2 separate regions of the Homo sapiens genome follow, and region 2 is linked to region 1. A link is a loop called in an ENCODE intact Hi-C map of the cell type or tissue named here. Cell type or tissue: heart left ventricle. All regions are shown on one strand. Links, peaks and the distances in the headings refer to the core of each region. The heading gives the core; the rest is flanking DNA.

Region 1 (10,269 bases), core at 747-8,746:
AGTCCCCTTGGGCCTCTTTTATAAAGACACTAATTCCATTAATGAGGTTGGAGGCTTCATGACCTAATCACCTCTCAAAGGCCTTACCTCTTAATATCATCAATTTGGGGGTTAGATGTGAACTTTGCAGGGGAGAAAAACACTCCAAACATTGCAGTTACTATGCTCCAATATTCAAGTGCAGTGAGAGCAAAGCCTGCAGGACTAGGGGGCCCACAAGGGGCTGGGCAGCTTACCTACCCTGATGGACAGTGTGCCAGGGAAGGATGTTTGGAGAAGGCAGTATAGGAGTTGAATTTTAATGGATAATCAATAGTTAGGCCAGCCAAGAGAAAGGGGAAAATGTCTCAGGTAGAGAGGGCAACAGAAACGAAGGCACAGAGGTGACAGAGATCATTTAGCATGAGGAATGCAAACCTATTAGCATAGGATGCCCACAGAAGCGTGGGACTGAGCCTGGAGCAACAGGCAGAGGTGACACTGAGAGTCTTAGTTGGACTTCATTCTGTAAGGTGAGAAAAAACTCCAAAAGGTTATAAACGGGAATGACATAATAGGTATGGGTAATATATGGATCACAATTTGACAATGGTCCAAAAAGATAAATTAATGGAAGCCAATGAGAGGGACAATTTAGCAGGGTACAGACATCATCCAGGTGAGAGATCCTAGAGGCCTAGGGTGGGTCAGTGACAGCACAAATGGAGAAGGGGGCAGGACTGGAGATACATTTTGAAGAGTGACATGGACCCATTTGGATGACAACCAAATTCAGTGTCCATTTCTACATTGGGCCATCTGATTTTCCCCATGTGAACAGCAGAAAGAAAACTTTACCAGCTCTGTGTTCACAGATCTATGTCTTTAACATGATACTTACTTATTTTATACATTTGTACAAACACAAACTATTATTTTATTATGATGTGCAAGTTGAAAGAAGAACATGGATACCCTGCATTCCAAGAGGATCTTCATTGATCCTCATCAACTTCGGAAGCTGTTAACAAATTATGTCCAGTTCTCACTTTGTCATTTCTCATTCATCCTAATAGTGCTTTTGTGCAGGGGACGTTTGCACCATTCAACAGGACTCGTGCCATCCACCACACAGGTTTTCAGTTTTCAACAGAGAGAGCCTGTTCACAGCCAAGAATAGCAACAAGTCACTTCAATTTAGGCATCTGCAACTCTGTGTGTAAATAAGTCAGCAGCAGAAAATTGAGTTTTCTTATGAAAGGCAGATGCTTTTAAAATTCAAGGGGCAAGTTCTTGACACAGCAAAGGGGGTGACATTGTCCCGAATTATCTGGAAAGAACTGATGGCTGTTGGCAAGGGTTGGTCAGTCTGGGAAGGCAAGGGTTCCACCAGGGAATCAGCAAGCTGCCTTCAGGAAGCTCCAGAGGGAAGTCAGGTTGCAGTTCCAGCTAGAGCTCTGCTATCCAAACGGCATTTAAAGGGATCTGTGATTTACACAGATTTATGTAAGACTGAAGATACTTTATGAAATTTGTTCCTACAATTACATTTCCTAGGAATTACTAGGGATTAGAAAGTCACTATTCTCAGACACTCTGCCGCATAGTTTTCTGTAAACAGTTTATACAGAAATAAAGGAGAGGGAATGATCAGTTGCCAATTTGTGCAAGCTGTTCTGTGCAGAGTCTCACTATGGCCAATTCCTTGTGATTTATGTGCCAACTGCCTGTAGCCAGCTGGACAACAGTCATCCTGACTCTTTAGTGCTTTCAGAACATTTTAAAAGTAAGCCCTAATAAAAGGCTTCCTTTCTATTATCCCTGTCCTTTGGGATAAGAAAAATTCCCCACAGAAATTGTACACATTTTGCAAAAACCATAAATCCTGAGGGTGACATTTTAATGTCCCAAAGGCAATGCATGATAAATGTCTCTAATAAGTTAGAGCCTTTCTGGGATCCGTTGACCTTTGAAGTCTCTCCAGTAGATAGGTTTTGTCTCTTACTCAAAGCTACCATATATTGATTTTAATTTCTATTAACCCCAAAATTATGATCAAAAGTCTTCTGAAATGTTATTTGGGTTTTTTAATGCCCTGAAATGATGCTCAAATTCAGTGACATGAATCACTTTCTTTTTCTAGCACTAGAGAATTAAAAACCAACTATCACATTAGAAACTGTTTGGTGAGGAAGAGTATTATAGGATGCATATCTTAAATAAATTGTAATTTGATATATTAGAACTCAAATACACACATTATTTAATACTGTTACTGATATATTTCAGCTTACACATGCATGCACACAACTAGTTTTGTAGTTCACTAAAAGAATCCCCTAAGAATCTAAGATTCTTTATTAATAATCTTACTAATTACTAAGAATACTTGTTCTGCTATCAAAGTTGAATTTTCTAATCCAAAGAAGATAAGATGTATTTTATTGATTGCTGGTTTAGGGAGAATTTCAGCAGCACCAAGGGCTGCTGACCTCTTTGGCCTCTTTATTCCCTCCCCAGCCATGTACGTGCACTCCCCTATAGACTTTGGGGCACCAAATTTTTACCATGCTTAGGAATGGGACTCACCATAGCATGACACCTCTAAGTGGAAGTTCACATGGAGATCCTGACATCGAATCCATCAAAGAAAGCTTCTCATGTATCCGTCGAGCGTCTGAGGTCTGGGGATAACTGTTCTCCCAGAGGTTTTCTGACTGGGGCAGAAGACCCTCAAGACTTCCATACGGAGTGTTTGCAACATGTCAGGCAAAATTCACACAGGGATACGCAAGACAGACATGATCTCTGCCGTCCTGGAATGGGTCTTACCTTGAAGTTAAATGCCCTTTGGCCCTAACTGAAAGAACATTTTAATACCAAATTTTAAAAACTGAGCTACAGAACTATATAGTGCAATTCCATTTATGTAAAAAAAAAAAAAATACACAGAAGTAAACAAGTACATATGCGTACCCTTGTGTATGTTTTTGCAAGATTCCAAAGACCACAGTGTTACTGTGGGGTGGAGGACAGAAGGAAAGCACTTTTATTTTTAATAAAGAGTTCTCTGTGTTCTTTATTCTGTGTAAACCTATATAATTTTTAAAGTCTAGTTTTAAAAACTAAACATGATATCTTTATAAACAAACATGGAAAAGTAGTTGAGTAGAATAAAAAAGCAATTTATTAGTATATCAAGGAGATTCTATTCTCATAAAAAATAGATACATAGATAGTTAGATAGATAGATAGATAGATAGATAGATAGATAGATAGATAGATAGATAGAGCGAGCATCTGTGGGGAGAAAACTGAGGATATAAAGCAAATTGCTAATGAAAGTTATTCCTGGGGTTGTGATGAAAGGGAAACCCTCTTGTTTTCTATTACACATTTCTGTAACATTTGACTATTTTTTCAATGAGTATGAATTGATAATCAGAAAAAAACAAATTTTTAAAAATAAAAAATATTGCGATATGTTCTATGCCAAACAAGCTCAGCTAATTTATCTTCATTTAGGTGATAAAAATATCTTATGAAACATTAAAGAGAAAATATATATATATATATGTACATATATGTACATATGTATTTGTTGGTAAAAGGCTGCAAGCATAAACATGGACCCAGTCCTAGTTTTTCCAAATCCTCATGATTCTCTTACACCCTTTAAAGCTCTAAACGAGAAGGATTTCACATAATTCTTCAGGGTCAGTTTGGAGCCAGTCCCTCTGTGAGGTGTTCACAAGGGAAGGGCCTGGGTGAGGTGTGGCCCAGCAGCGGGCATGTGGACCCCAGAGAGGGGATCACTTGACCTTCCTCTGTGCCACCTTCCCAGTGATACCTCTAGGAAAGGATATTTATTTAGGCTGAGGAAAGAAGGTTCCTTTCTGTTTTTAACTCTTCAGCTTGACCTTGCACCCCAAAACTGTTGCCATCTTTTGAACCTCATCGACATGTAGCAAGCAGATTCAGTTTCATTTTACTCTCAGAGCACTCATTTGAAGGTTTTCATTTTGAATTGGCCCGAATCTGGGTCTCAGTCCCACACACAGCAGCAAGCTCTTGCATGATGGAGTTCGCCTTGGCAGGCTTGTCTGTACTTTCACTTCCCACCCAGATTCCTGAGCACAGACCAATGGGAGATTGCGTCAGCTTTGCCAAGGCAGACCAATGAAACAATCCTGAAATCCCCTTGGTGACACAGCATATGTGAAAGACTGTTTGTACCATATCGCATTGCTAAATTTAGAGACAGTCTGAGAAGAGGCAAAGAGAATGCAAGGACTAATCAATCCAAGAATACAGAAAACTTGCCTAGGCCAGTTAGTTAGTCTCCACTTATTTTGTAAAGCAGAGAGAGGAGGTGTTCATTTCAACCTCAGCCAGTTGCAACAAAGTCCTTGTTTCCATAAAGTTACTCTGGAGAAGGAAGTGCCTTCTAGGTGCTAGAAGCTGATGTCTGCCAAAAGCCCACACAAGATGTAAGCCGGGAAGAGTAATTGGTACCCTGAAAAACAAGCCGGTTATCCAACTCTCAGTTACTGACAATATCATGTGAGTGCTTATATGAGGGCAAATAATAAGCATGCACATAAAATCAAGAATCCCTAAAGGGACAAATATCAATAGCTAAAGTATTGTTTTAATTGTACTGAGGACATCATTTATGTTATTAATGAAGTATTTAGAGCACAGGCATCAGAGGGACCCTTAAATTCATGTTCAGAAATCAGACCCTTAGGATACGTTATCTCATAAGTTGCTGAAGTTTTAAATGGCTTTGACAGTGAAACCAACTAGAGCAACATTATCCACTTAAGACTGCTTGATATTTTAGAGGGTGTCATAGATTCTCTTTTCCAAGTAAAGATGCAAAAAAACTGTCTGGCCATGTTAACTAGCATTCGCTTTTAGAACAGCCAGTCTTCTCCTGAGTATCTCCAGATATTTTTATTTATAGAATGGTTTTCCCACTCCTTCTGAACTCTGGGACTCAAGAGCTACAATTTAAGAGGGTGTTCTTAAAGCTTTTCACAGTTTGTCATCTCACATTGCTTCACCTGATGAGGAGTCGATAGATAGCACCTCAAAAAGGTAGAAAGAAGCACAGATAGGGATTGGAATACACATGACAAAGGAGAACACAGAATGGAATTCCAAAACGCTTTGGGAGACCTGGAAATCCAAGTTATTCTGAGAGAAGACTGATGAAAAGGAATGCATACAAGCATAAGAACACCCACAAAAAGTAGCCCAGTGCTTAGTGACTGGGTTGCTCTTTCCCATCTACCAGTCAAGAAGGTGCTGTCCCCGGTTGAATACGTATGTACTGAAACAGAGGATTTCACATTCCAGAACCCATAATTCATCTCTGACTTAATCTCGAGCAAAGCATTGACGTGAATTACACAAACAGGAAAAAAGGTGGAGCCCAAATAGAAGAAAAATAAATAGTTCTATCAGTACAAAGGAATCATACAAAGAATCATCACAATAAATTTGATATAATTTTATAGCGTGTGTCTGTGTATTTAATTTTTATAACCAAAGAGATAAAGCATAGCAATTTTATCAATATCCCTTAATTTTTTTTTGGCACATGATTCTTTGAAAAATCAATCTACTCTGAAGTATGGATTTTCAGAAATATCCCTTTGGCATTGTTCTGATTTGCCTTCTCTACCCCAAAGTCCCTAACAATCAAAGACTGGGGTTTCATTTGTAGTTCTGTTGCTTTAGACACATATTTAAAATTAGAAGCAACCAGTGAATGAAATGAATTTGCCAATTTTTAAAAAATGCCATAATTCAAAATATGAGATGAGTCAAAGGGAGGCATTGCCCAGAAAGAACAGACACACATATGCAACACACACACACACACACACACACACACACACACACACACACAGTGAAAAGAAAACTATATCATTAGGCAAGTTTGTTCACTTTCCAACAACAAATGAGTCATTCATCAGTTCCTATGCCACATGTATTACAGGACTTGAGTGTAAAATAGTATTTATCTTTCAACAACAACGAAAAGCCCCTGAGGTCTCACATTACCTCAGTTTTCCTTTACGTGTCTAAATGTACTAAGTCAGCTCTCTCCCTTTCTAATAGCTGATCTGGGGAACTTGAATAGACAAGAAAAAACAGCCAATTGTATTTCTGCTTTACACAAATAACAGCTACAGTTGCTCCCCTTGCCCGAGGCCCTTTCCCCTTTCCCTTTCACTGGGAGCTAGTAAATAAATAAATACATTTTAAGAAATAATGACTCAAAGCCTCTTAGAGAGCCAGGTGTGGGCCAAGGTGCTGCCTAAAACTTTAGAAGAAAGCTTCTAGAAAAACACAGCACATAATGACCCAACAGTTGCCTCAGGGAACGCCCAGCAGCATTATTTTGGGGGTCTGCTGGTTCTGTTTTACTTGGGGAAGGAGCTTGGTAAGGTAAACTTTTCCTGTCAGACCTTTAAGCTTTCTGTTCCCATGTGGTCTGTGTGACCTCACAATCTCTGGCTTCTGGATCAAAAGATCTGAATTTTATGTTATTAAAGTACACAAAAGATGAATAAATGAAGAGATATATCAGCTTCATATTTATTAATATATATAATGCAAAAATAGAATGTGTCCATACTGGTCAATTGTGTGGGATGTACACTCATATTTGTTATATTATCTACTACACCTTTCTATATCTTTTAACTTTTAAAACAAAGACAAATCAATAAAGGGAGCTTCACGTTTCTGTAGAAAAAAATGCTATTTCACTTCATGGATCCATGAAATAAAGATCATTGTATTGTTTCTCCATAATAAAAAGTTTGCCATGAGTATTCCATTCCTAGAACCAAGACAGAAGTTATTCATGTGGAGTGACTGCCAAATATTTGCTGTTTGAATAAAATCAAGTCTTGATCATAAAATAATCAAGTCTATTTAAAAGTACCTAAAGAAAAATTGTACAATAGGATTTAAAAAATCAAATAACTACTAAAATGAAAAAAAAGGAAATCTGGGTTTTAGTCTAAGTTCTGCTGCCAACTTATTATCTGATCTTAGGCAAATGTCTTGCATGCTTCCTCTGGGTCTCAGTTACCTTATTTTAAAAGTGGAGATGATAATGCCTTTTAACTACTGCACTCAGTTTTTGTGAGAGGAAAATGGGATGTGTAAAACTATCTTCAAAGAACAAAGCACTGTTTGAATGCTAGGTAGTTTCATGAAAAAATATGGCACTTACTTCGGATTTCCTTCTCTCACATTTGCTATCAATAAAAATGAGGGTAAGATTGGAAGTAAAAGTACATTTGCAAGAAGACATAAAAATGGTCAACAGGTGTTTGCAAAGGTGCTCAACAGCACTAATCATCAGAGAAATGCAAATCAAAACCACAAGGACCTGTCACCTCATACCTGTTGGGATGGCTACTATGAAAAAGACGAGAGATAACAAGTGTTGGGGAGGATGGGGAGAAAGAAGAACCTTTGTATCCTGTTGGTGGAAATGTAGACTGGTATAGCCGTGGTGGAAACCAGTGTGGAGGCCCCTCAAAAAATTAAAAATAAAACTACCATAAAGGCTGGGCAGAGTGGTTTACACCTTTATTCCCAACACTTTGGGAGGCCAAGGTGGCAGGATTGCTTGAGGTCAGGAGTGCATGATCAGCCTGTATAACATAGCAAGACACAGTCTCTACAAAAACAAAACAAAACAAAAAAACTAACTGGGTGTGGTGGCATGTACCTGTAGTCCCAACTACTCAGGAGGCTGAGGCAGGAGGACTACTTGAGCAGAGGAGGCTGCAGTAAGCTGCGGTCATGCCACTGTACTGTAGCCTAGGCAACAAAGCAAAACCCCGTCTCAAAAACAAAGAAACCAAACTACCATATGACCCAGGAATCCCTCTTCTGAGTACATGCCCAAAGTAAATGAAACCAGCACCTTGTAGAGATATCTGCACTCCTATGTTCTTTGCAGTGTTATTTACAATAGGCACAATATGGAAACAACCTGAGTGTCCCTTGACAAATGAATGGATAAAGAAAATGTGGCATACAGATAGAGATGGATATAGGTATAGATAGATAGATAGGTATATAGATATATAGATGTAATAGAATATTATTTTTGAAAGGAATTCCTTTAAAAAGGAGATCCTGCCATTTGCAACATGTGTGAAACTGGAAGACATTATACTAAGTGAAAGAAACCAGACATAGAAAAATATGGCATAATCTTTCTTACATGTAGAATCTTAAAAAATAAAAAAAGTCAAATACATAGAAGACAGAATAGAACAGTGATTACTAGAGGTGGCAAGGGTTGTGGGAAAGGGGGTGGAATGGGGAGATGTTGGTCAGAGGGTATGAAGTTGCAGTTACATGAGGAAGTCTAGAGATCAAATGTACAGCATGAGGACTATAGCTAATAATATTGCATTGTATACTGAAAATTTGCTAAAAGAGTAGATTTTAGGTGCTTTTACCACACACACACATACACAAGTAATATGTGAGGTGATAGACATGTTAATTGGCTCGACTTGTAGTTATCATTCCAGTTTATATGTATATCAAAATATATAGAGGCCGGGCACGGTGGCTCACATCTGTAATCCCAGCACTTTGGGAGGCGGAGAAGGGTGGATCACTTGAGGTCAGGAGTTCAACACCAGCCTGACCAACATGGAGAAACCCTGTCTCTACTAAAAATACAAAATTAGCCAGGGTGGTGGCGCATCCCTGTAATTCCAGCTACTTGGGAGGCTGAGGCAGGAGAATCGCTTGAACCTGGGAGGCGGAGGTTGCAGTGAGCCGAGATGGCACCATTGCACTCCAGCCTGGGCAAAAAGAGCGAAACTCCATCTCAAAAAAAAAAAAAAAAAATATATATATATATATATATATATATATATATATATATATATATATGTATGTATATACAGGTTGTATATCTTAAATATACACAATAATATTTTTCAAGTGTATTCCTGATCTACACACTGCCAATTATAGTGCAATGGCCACCTGGGAACTTAATGAGTCTTATATGATGCTCATAATCCACTTTCCTACACACAAAAAATTCATTCTCATAAGTCTTTATCCTAGAGGGACTTCCTGTTTCCACGTTGGAATTTTAATTGCACGTGCCATCCAGATGGCAAAAGGCAGAATGTCCTAGAAGTGTTTGATAGATTTACTTTAAATGTGATTTTAAGTGTGTGGTATTCAATGTCCCCTACGCACATTCTAATTCATAGTCTGTTGAATTGGAAGTTGCCCTAACCACATTCCACTGAGTACCCGTCACATACAACAAACTCATACTAAATCCAGCTTTGTTAAACTGTTATTCAATGGGCATTTCAATCACAGACATAGTAAAGTATCCTAGTTCTCAGCTGAGAACCACAGTCAGTTATAACATCCTGGGAAAATAGTCAATTTCATCTGTGATTCATGTTGGAATAATGCAGTGCTTTCTAGTAAGAGATTCCTTGGAGCTGTGTCTACAGTTTAACAGCAGACAAGTTTTACAAGAACAATTTGCTAAACAAAAAGTCCCCTCATAACTTTTGGAAACTGAGTTTGCACAAGTATATTTGAATAGCATAGGCATTACTGAAAGGTGGCCAAATGTAGTGCAGTAATCTCATATCAATTTCCAGTTCTTGAATAACAATATTCAAAGTTGAGGTTGAGATTCCGCTGCTTTCAAATGTAGTTTTTTTGTTCTGAGTTGATCTATCTTCCTCCCTGCAGTTTATCACATTTCACATCCTGAGAATGGAACCACTGATCTCCACTGACATTTTTAATGATATTGGTAGTTTTTGAGATGCTTTATGTCTCATGACTAAGCAGCAGACTTAAATATACAGGCATTGTGGACCAGATTTCCTGTCTTCCCCTGAGATGCTGTGAAAGTTGAGGCAAATGATATGCTACACCCATACCTCAATGTTCCCATCTGTGAAATAGAGGAACAGTACTGATCTACAACACAGGGCCTTTCTCTATCTTTAGGAAGAAAATGTTTACCAGTAGAAAGTGATACTATATTATTAAATCAAAATATTTTATGTTGGGGGTGAAATATTTGTGGAGTCAGTTCTAGCATTTTTGGCACTTTCATTTAGGAGAAAAGTCTTTATTTTAATATAAAAATGTATCATTTAAAAATTCATAGAAAAGAAAAGCATGCTTTTTGCGGTATTGAAGTAACACATAACTGTCAGGATTAGGAATCTATCTATCTATAGAAAATGG
Region 2 (10,269 bases), core at 804-8,803, 91 kb after region 1:
TTTAGAGGTGGAGTGGAGGAGCACGATGTTACGCCAAAAGATTTTTCTACTGTTATAATAGTCTTCCAGCCTGTTTACTTGTTCAGGGCACATTGTCACCATGTGACAGGACGTGTGGGCTCTAAAAGGACAAAGTGTGTGGATCCTAGCCAGCGGGGTCAAGAAAATACTTCATAAACAAGGCTGTAAATAACATCTGGGCTGTCCAAATACAGGAGGACCTGGTAGCTTTCCTTTGGTTGTTGTTTTGTTTGGTCATGGCCATCTCCCTGTAGATCCAAACAAGTCAGAGAGCCACAGTAACAGCCCCAAATTACTTCAGGCTAATTCTTGTTGCCGAGACTATATGGCAGGCTGTCAATGGGAAAACCAGACTCTCTGCAGAGTGAAATGACAGGAAACCAATGAATCATAGCATCGAAGAAGAAAGCCAAAAGATCAGATTAATCAAGATAAAGACTTTGAACTGTGAAGGGGAAATAAAGCTTATAAACATTTTTTATCTCAGGGTACAGAAAATATTTAATGAGAAGAAGAATAATAATTGAATTTTTTCCTCTAAATACCTCAAGCCAAAAATTTTCATGTAGATATTAGTCAACGTATGCATCCAGTACTCAATTTTCTTTCTTCTGCAATTGATTTGCAGATTATTATAAAAACATCCTTTATCAGTAGAAATGACTTGAAATAAAAGATAAATATGATTTTTAATATCTTGAAGGAAAACTACATTGTAAATATGCACTGCAGAAAACTCTGCCTTGGCTACAGGTGCAAAGTTCCCAGTTACCTCAATTATTCACATGATGCTTGCATCTTTGATGGATGGCATAACCTGTTCAGAAATCAGGGTGAGCTCTGCTCAGGCCACCCTTACAAATGAAGGTAAGTTTGAAGGGAAAAACAGTGGGAAGGACCTTCTATGGTGGCTTCTCCCTTTCTCTGTTTCAAAGGGGAGGCCCAGGAAAAGATCTTTTGCCAACATCATCCTGAACCTCTACTCAGCCATTGTTAGAATGACAGAATTGAAAAAGAAAAAAAGATGTCGTGATGGCTAGACTGGGAAGGGCTCCAGCTCCCCGCCACTGGCTGCAGATGCCATCTAGCTGTGTCTGTGGAAAGATCACCTAGGTGCCCCAGTGAAAGATCACCCAGGCATCAATGTCTGGGAGCCCTGTTCTGAGAAAAGGTGCCACAAGGGCGGCTTTCTTCACCAGTGCTCTGGAAGCACTATTTTGTCTCTGATTCAATTCCTTTCAATGGATACTAATTGAATAACTACTATGCACATTGTGAGGTGACAAGGGAATAGCACTGGACTTGGAATCAGGAAATCTGAGTGGATAGCCAGGTTCTATCACTGACCACCTATGACTGTAGGTCAACAACTTGGTCTTTTTCTCAATGTGTCTCTCCATCTGTGAGATGGGTTTAATGTGAGCACTAAATGCCATAAAGCTTGTGCTGCTACATGGCCAACTGTTACTTTTCTTCCTATCTTCTGGATTTGCTGTTGCAGGAAACATAAAATCAGTTTAAGTCAGTGTTGTGGCTCTCTGTGGAGAGATACTAGCCTAACTCCTGGGAGAATTTTGCACATGTACCTGGAGATGACATGAGGGACCCACCCTAGGGCTGTGAATCCCGATCTCTGTGGTCCAAGCAAGAATATTTTTGCTCCCCAAACTTCCCAGGTGATTCTGCAACATTCTACTGCAAAGCTGGCCTCAGTCTTCCTGAACCCCACAAATGCTGGCATTGTCACAGAGATTCCTGAAACGTAAGACCTTATAGGCATTCCAAAAGTTATGTTACACCCAATACTTTAGAGTTGGGGGACTGGATATAGGGAAAGAAAGAAAGGGAAGCTTTCCCCTTAACCTTCTCTTCCACTATATAATATATGAGCTCTGACCACAAAGCTCACATAGCAATTTTTGTTTTCCTCTTTCATGCTACAAACCCCTTTCTACTTTGCATTGGAAATTATATATAATTTATTCTCTCCATGGATTACCTTGTATTCCTCAAAGTGCTTGGCACATGACAATGAGAAATCATTGTTGAGGTGAATTGATAGGTGAATGAATTCAACAGTGAATTCAGTCTTCTCAACTTCTATACCTGCTGAGACCCAAAAGGAAGGGGGTGATTGGACTAGGAAGAGAAAGGCAGTGTCGGTATCTCTGAAGCTGCCTTGACCAGAAACAAAGCATTTTTGACTCATGAGGGACCATTTCCCCAGGGATGAGAACAAGTGCACCTTTTCCTGTCTCTCCAAGCAAGAAACGAATGCTGAGATCTTGAAATGCCTTGCTGTGCTCTGCCAAACTCACAAACACACCATATGAGATGCTGATGAAATACTTTTAAAGAAAAGAAAAACTGGCCGGGTGTGGTGGCTCATGCCTGCAATCCCAGTACTTTGGGAGGCCAAGACAAGTGGATCACCTGAGGTCAGGAGTTCAAGACTAGCCTGACCAACATGGCAAAACCCTGTCTCTACTAAAATACAAAATTAGGTGGGCGTGGGGGCAGGCACCTGTAATCCCAGCTACTTGGGAGGCTGAGGCAGGAGAATCACTTGAACCCGGGAGGCCAGAGGTTGCAGTCAGCCAAGATCACCACTGTACTCCAGCTGGGGCAACAGAGTGAGACTCTGTCTCAAAAAAAAAAAGAAAGAAAGAAAGTAAGAAAAACCATAATTGAAGTGGGTTGTCCTCCAGTGACACTTAGTGCCCCCTAAAAATCTAAGCGACTGTGGTCTCAGGCTTTCAGCAGGCAGGTTGCTCTTGTCTCATGCATGCAATTCTGTGTGGTGGAGAGCTAGAATAGGCTGATAAGCAGAGTTTATAGTGAGGAGGTTTCTAAAACCAAGAAAACTGTATAAACATAGAAAACTAAAAGAGGAAGAATCAACAGAACCAAGAGCTTATTTGTAATGTCTCATGTACCATGTGGGAGGCTTCCAGGTTTGAGTCGCTTATTTGAAACCTATCTTGCTGAGGGCATATATTAAGGTGTATTCTCCAAATCCATTGTGGGGGCATCATTTCCAACAGCCAGGCAATTTCAAGGCCAGGTTGGCCAAGATATCTTGGTATTTCACAGTGGAACATGTTCTTTGAAATGCAAGAATGAAAAGCAGGGTCTCAGGTGGTGAGTATGGAGGGTCAATCAAGTGAGTATGGAGGGTCAATCAATTACTGTTAAAGTCCTTGATGGGGTCTACACAGATCTGCTGTTATTGAGGGAATAACTTCAGTTGGAACAGGTAGCAGTCACTTAACCTGTCAATTGAGCTGTTTAGATGAGTGGCTCACAAGATTCACTGCCAACCTGAATTAAATGTAAGTGTACACCCAGACTGTTTTCAGCATCACTTGCACAAATATATATATTTCCACCTCCACCTCTGAAGAAGCCAATTCAGTAGGACTATGATAAAAGAATAAATACTTTTAAAGGTCCTGATATGATTCTGGGGCCCAGCTAGATTTGGGGAACAGTACTCTCCATAATTAATAGAGTGTAGGTGTAGCCCAGGTATGGAACAACTCCAAGGCATCTTTGGAGTAGTTACCAAATAGGAAGGGCATTTCCATTCTTCAGTGCATTTTTAATATTGAGAAACACTTTAGGTAGTGAGTTAAATTGTATGGAAATATTCATGTGCTCTACACACACACACACACAGACACACACATATACTAGTGATAGGAAAAAATCTAGATTTGATTCATCCTGTTGCTAGCCAAATTCTTTCCATCCACTGAACTTCCTCAGAGTTCTTTGAAGTCAACAATTACTTTGTTCTCAGAGGAATCATTCTGTGGCAAGGAAAATGTTGAAAGCTTAGCAGTGGTATTAGGACTTTCCCAATCTGAATCATTTCAAAATATTTATCTGCATTTTGTTTATTCTTTTTCAGTATTTAGACTTCACTCTTTCTATTAACCAAATCTACTGATATTAGTCACTTGGAAGGCATAGTAAAGACAGCAAATTTGTCAGTGTTGATAACAAAAGGCAGCTACCAATAACTGATTTCCTTATTAATCTACGCTGTCCTCTTTCAGAAGCACAGGTTTGGTGACTGAATAGAACCTTGAGCATAGAGCCTGAAACAGAATCATTTCATAGTAAATATGAACTATAATTTGCATTATTCTTCTTTCATTACCTCATTAGCCAGCCCCACTCCTCCTGACAGATTAGCAGCAATGTACTGAGGGAATATTTTACACACATCCTATTCCTATCTTTTAGCATTACTGTTCTCTGACGTCCTGTTCTGCCTGTCATATGTTTGTCCCTGGCACTTACAGAGTGAGAAATCTGGGTAACATCTCTTTATAGTTGAAACAAGTGGCTTTTTTAACACTTTTCTCTTAGATTCCCCGTTGACAGGAAACCATAGACACTAACGTCAATTTCCTATACTGCTGGAGTATCTCAGGACACAGGGATTGCACTTTTCATGATCCCTCTTCTTTCTGCATAAACCCATCCTCGCAGAGATGCTCACTGTAGTGTCTGAACACACACTGACCCCTAACTGTGGGCGCGGCTGCTCCCACCCATTTCGACTCCACAGCTCCACTCTGTGGCCCTCTCTCAGCCGGGCCCTCCAACTCCAAAGGATACTGAATCATTGCATTACACCCAGTCCAGATCCCAGTTGGTAGCCTCTGTGTTTTTCACTATGTAATGGATGAAGTGTTGATATTTATAGAGGCTTAGTTATTGATAACCCAAATGATAAGATCACTTCAGTGTCTCCCAAATCATTTCTGTTCCTTCAGTGAATGCTTCCACTGGATTCTCTCATCACAGCACATCATCAATCAGCCTCTGCAATCACAGGGAAATTCACAAAGCCAGAGAGTGTGTGTGTCTGAGCCTTTGCAAGAGATACGCAAATTACCCCAAAAAGGGACATTTTAAATCTGTTTTTCTTTTAATGGCCTTCCACCTCCCCACCCCACACACACACACATGCACACACACACACACACACACACAGCTTCTGTTTTTCCAAGAGCTTTTGAAATTTTGCTTGGCTTATACCCCTGAGGCCAGTAGACAGGAAATGAGAATTGGATAGGAAAGGAGTTGAAAACATCTTTTGCAAATTTTTTGTTCTGTGGGGTATGATAATTTTCCGTCTAAAATGTTTTAAAAATAGATTTACCAGGAAATATTGTTTTATATAGGACTGCCATTCTTTAACATTTATATATGGTTATTATTATCGCTACCAGTTAAAATCACCATATTAATAACCTCTTGAATAATGACTTTCATTTGACCACCTGAAAAGTTTAGAAAATACTGAGATAAATTTCCCTGCAGTCTAATTTTAGGGATGATGTTCTAAGAACAGTCTTATCCTATTGAAGGAACATGTCCCATAGAATTACAGTAATTGAAGGGGCAGATTTTTTTAAAACCCTTAAATCATTCGCTCTTTTAACTTCACTTACTATAAAGGAATACTGTCAAATGATTTTTATCTAAACACAGCAAATGACCCTTCTGATTTTATTTAAGATTTTTAGATTTTCTAATTCCCTTCATCTTTGTTATCAATTATGCATTTTCTTCCCAATCTATATGGAAAAAACAAGATAAAGACAATGTACGGAGTTTTTCCATAAAGATTTGTTCTTTAGTTTGAGTTTATTTTCTACTTACTATTTTTATGTTCAAATGTCTTTCTTTTTTGAAGTTATGAATATGATAAAAAATGATTATTGTTCTCATTTGACAAAATTAAAAGTTGATGCTTCCACATTGGTCCCCAAATTTAATTTTGACATTTCATTTCTGAATGAAATAGAAAACTCCTGAAATAAGCATCTGCCTTTAGAATTCCGCGAAGACAGAACACCACTAAATGCCACCATAGTGACTGCAATAAGCCAGAGCACGTAGGGATGCCTGCTGCAGACTTTGCCGCTATAACTTAAGAAATAGATTAGGAGACTGTTGCTGGTGTCCCAGAGGTCATAATTCTTCTTCAGATATTTCAAAAGGATAAGGTAATTAAGTTAATAATCCCTGTTGTTATAAATACTAGATGTGGCATTGTTCATTTATTGCCTTCTAACATCCATGATATCGATTTACACAAGAATAACTTGGGGGAAGCTCTGGTATTGAAGACTCTAGAAAAGAACTAGGATCAAAGACTCCTAGATTAAAGGGTTGATTTAGGATAAATGTTTAAAGGCATAATGTGAACAACACACTTATTTCAAATGAGAAATCCCTGGCTTACCTAAGGTTCTCTCTGGTGACAGGGATTTCACTTCCTGTAAAAACAAAACAAAAATGGATGCATAACTGAGTGAAGTAAATTGTTACTTGTGCAACTAACATAAAAGTGCTTGTATTTAGATACCTTTAATTTACATTTAAAATGCAGTTTAATAGTTAATGTAAGTAGGGCCACACAGGAAGAAAAAGTTGACCTCTCAATATATACATGTTTAAATAACATGTATAGTTAATGTGCATATGTTTTGCAACCCTAACAAGTGCACTTATCTATCTGTTGTATTTTGAGATCATAATATTTAGTGTCTATATCTGGCCTCTTTTGAGAAACTCCCAAAGTACAATTTAAATAGCTAGATGGCCCCACTTCATAAACCACAGACATCCAAATGAGCATAGTCTCATAGGCTCAAAGAAGACAAATTGGTATGTGGTCAAAGAAGAATTTTAGTAAAACATGAAAATACAACCTATGCCAACTGTGCAGTATTTTTGCAAACTACTGGTTGTCAGTGTCATGTTATATGTAACAACTGCTATGACAAATGGCTGCTGAGAAACTTCTGGAAAAAACAAAAACTTTTGCAGAATAGTAGAATTTCAAATCTATCAGCCAGGTTGACGTAGCAGGATCATTTCATAGACCATTTCTTTAAGTCTCAATTTTCCCACTTATGTCCTATTCCCTGGGCAATTTGCCAAACCTACTACCACTTTCCAAAGGCCCTGGGTGGGTGTTTGTGTTTAGCATCTGGCACTGAGAAGAATCTGTCTTCATACCTCTGTGATTGTCCATCATGCCCTGCAATTAAGTATGCTCTGTTCTCTTCCATATTCAACTTTTATTTTAGATTAATTAACATATAGAGTTCTTCCATAAGAAGGGCCACAGACTATAGTCCACAGGCCGAGTACACCCTACCACTTGTTTTTGTAAATAAAGTTTATTGGTCCACATGGATGCCCACTTGTTTATGTGCTGTCTATGGATGCCACAGTAGTTGAATAGTTGCTATAGAGATTGTATGGATACAAAGCTTAAAATATTTACTATCTGGCCCTTTACAGAAAATGTTTGCTGACCTTTGGTCCACAAAGAAGAAAACAAATGTTATAGGAGGCAATTATCCATCACATGGGTTTGGGTGCTAATTCCTTATGATCGAACATTGCAAAAGAATATTTGATTTAAAGTCATTGCCTTTCAACTCACTGAGAAAAATATGCAAAGACAGATGCCTATCCATGTTTATTTATTATTTTGTTTTTTTTAGTAGCTGGAGTGCAGTGGTGCAGCGGTGTGATCTTGGCTCACTGAAACCTCCACCTCCGGAGCTCATGTGATTCTCCTTCCTCAGCCTCCCAAGTAGCTGGGATTACAGGCGCCTCCCACCACACCTGGCTGATTTTTGTATTTTTAGTAGAGACAGGGTTTCACCATGTTGGCCAGGCCAATCTTGAACACCTGACCTCAAGTGATCTACCCACCTTGGCCTCCCAAAGTGCCGGGATTACAGGCGTGAGCCACTGTACGCAGCCCCACCTTACTTTTTAATACTTGATCTTTGTGTAGATTCACAGTATGTGCTGAAGGAAGAGGAAATATTTTGAGCAAGCATGATCAGTGCTGAAGCAGACATGTCTTTGGCAAAATGTGAAGAACCCACCTTTGGTGTCTTTTCACCATCCCTTTTCTTCTGCCATCCTCTCTACCCCTCCTTTGTCCTTGGCATACTCTGGGTCCTATCCAAGTTCCTCTTGTATCTGGCTTAGCTCTCAACTAATTCCCACAGGACTCTTATCTGATAGTGACTTTGGTGTTACTCTTCCCATGGTATTTGTATTTTAAAGATGAATTTCTGAAGCTGATGAACTATAGCCAAAAAACAGAGCTTGTCAATCGGGGCTGACTGTATTGGTTACTGTCATGCCAAGGTATTGATTGCCACTGGGCAGCCCATGGGCCAGTTTCTTCCCATTGGCCGCCTTGCCTCCAGAGGCAAGGAGCTTCTGTCAGGATGACACTCCAACATTACTTGCTATCATGTCATGAAATAAAAAAGATTGGGAAGCATTCACCTCCAGGAATAAATCATTGTGTGTTTCATTTACCCCAAAGGTAACCGATCTTGGGAAATCAGAGTTAATGATGACCACTTCATATTTCCCGGAAAGTTTGAAGACTCTGTTTATAAGTAAATCAATAGTCTATAGATAAAATTAGATGAAGGAGTGTAAGTTTAGGTCACTTAATTCTCAATCAAGAATAAAGTCAGGTTTTACTGATTAACTGATCAGGACTGTATACTGAGTATAAGAATGTAAGCTACACCTCTGTTCTTTTCTCCTGTATCCTCACCACCTTACCCAATGCCTGGTCCATACAGGGAGATTAATATTCTATGATCACACTACCTCTAATGTGATCCATGGACCTGCAGTATTGTCATTACCTGAGAACATGTTAGAAATGCAGAATCTCAGGTGCACCCTAGCCTCCTGAGTCACAAGTTGCTCTTTAGCAAAATCCTTTGAGGGATTCATATGCACTAAAGTTTAAGAAGCACTGGGTAGGAGACCAAGTGAGACTAGACCCTCCAATGAAACTTGGCTGTGCCATCCGAAATTTAGAAGATGTGAAATTAAAAATAAATGTTTTAGGAAAGATGAAAAAAACAACAAAGTGAACATAAAAGGGAAAAGTGTTGATGTTGTTGTATTGTTTGGTAAACATCTATGAGGGCAGAGTGCCATTTTGTAAACTCAGTCATCACCGGGACAGGCTTTATGTACCACATAGCAGATGGTCAGGCCTACAAAGAGTTAAGCAGAAACCCTGACTTGGTCTCTAACTTGTATCATGTCCTTTAAAATACTTGGAGGGGTGAAACCTTGATGTGTCAAGCTTAGTTTAGGCTCTATTTTTCCTGGCAGGGAATTTCATTAGCTTAATGCTCATGTGGGGGGTTCTGCGCTTACAGCCGGAAGGCTCAGCAGGACACAGGGTTGGTTTAATGAACCATGCAAATCTCAAAAGTGGAGCCCACTCCTGGAATAGAAAAACGCACCTGATTCTTAGACTGCCTTATCATATGGCCAAAAGGAAGGATGATCTTCTCTATGGTTTTGTGAATTTTTAGGTGCTTTCTGTCAGGCCACTCTGACTCCCAAAGGAAATAATTTTTAAAACCATTGCCAAGCCAAAATGGAAGGTGGAATTGCCTAATATTTTAGAGAAAAGAATCACACAACTCTATAGAATATGAGGTATAACTTACAGGCTTGGCTTTGATCCTTTGCCATCTTTAGAAATAAATGTTTCTGGAGCCAGAGGCCAGAAATAAACACCATGTTTTATCCACAGGGAGAACCATATTCTGCCCTGTCCCTTATACACAGTAAAATGCTTTGAACTTTTCTGGACATCATTAGGGATGTGTAAAGCCAACATTCTGACTCTGTAAGAGCATCACGGGACATCCTTCTTTTAGATTTACTCCCATGGAAACAAATGCAGAATCCAACTAAAGGGAAAAAGTCAAGGTGGCCTGAGGTCACAGGCATCCTTGTGGAGAGCTGGCAGGCCCTGCAGCCCTGTATTTGGACTTGGCTAGAGCTAGTCCCTGCACATGAATGAGTCAAGGCATTAAGAGCTGAGCAGAGACAGAGCAAGTGGGATGCTAAGGAGGAGAGAAGAAGAAAAGTGGAGAGAAAAAGCAGCTAGAACCCACAGTCTACAAGTACAAGGCAGCACAAAGTTTCCAAAATCTCTCTAGATATCTTGGCAGGGTACTGAAGGCACTCCGTAGCCTGTCCTTAACCCTCCTGGCCAGCCTCAACCTATGCCATGTTCTTTGGCAGTGCAAGTCATTGCCCTGCAATTTCCTTTTCAGTCCTTTCTCTCTCACCCTGCACAGTAAACTGAAGGTCCTTTTTTAAGACTCAGGTCCTGCAGTATTTCCTTACCAATGTATTCCCACCCCT

Evidence for each region. Hi-C counts contacts between places; a loop is a spot of excess contacts. Peaks named below come from ENCODE experiments on the same cell type or tissue, not always from the same donor. Only the 100,000 strongest peaks of a DNase experiment are listed, where the experiment ranks them.
Region 2: a loop joins it to region 1, with 2.1 times the contacts of the local background. A loop is called at or near these places in 5 of 110 quality-filtered maps.

Annotation. Positions count from the first base shown.
Region 1 is chr6:105,595,583-105,605,851 of GRCh38, reverse strand. No RefSeq gene overlaps it. Among named protein-coding and RNA genes, the nearest start is that of LINC02836, 32 kb to the left of the region's middle. RefSeq lists enhancers at 3,879-4,458, 3,830-5,029. In heart left ventricle, for the core only: no CTCF peak of the experiment used is centred there; a DNase peak (open chromatin) is centred at 4,091; H3K4me3 peaks cover 955 bases; H3K27ac peaks cover 1,529 bases.
Region 2 is chr6:105,504,466-105,514,734 of GRCh38, reverse strand. No RefSeq gene overlaps it. Among named protein-coding and RNA genes, the nearest start is that of PREP, 110 kb to the right of the region's middle. In heart left ventricle, for the core only: a CTCF peak has its summit at 4,600; no DNase peak of the experiment used is centred there; H3K27ac peaks cover 1,026 bases.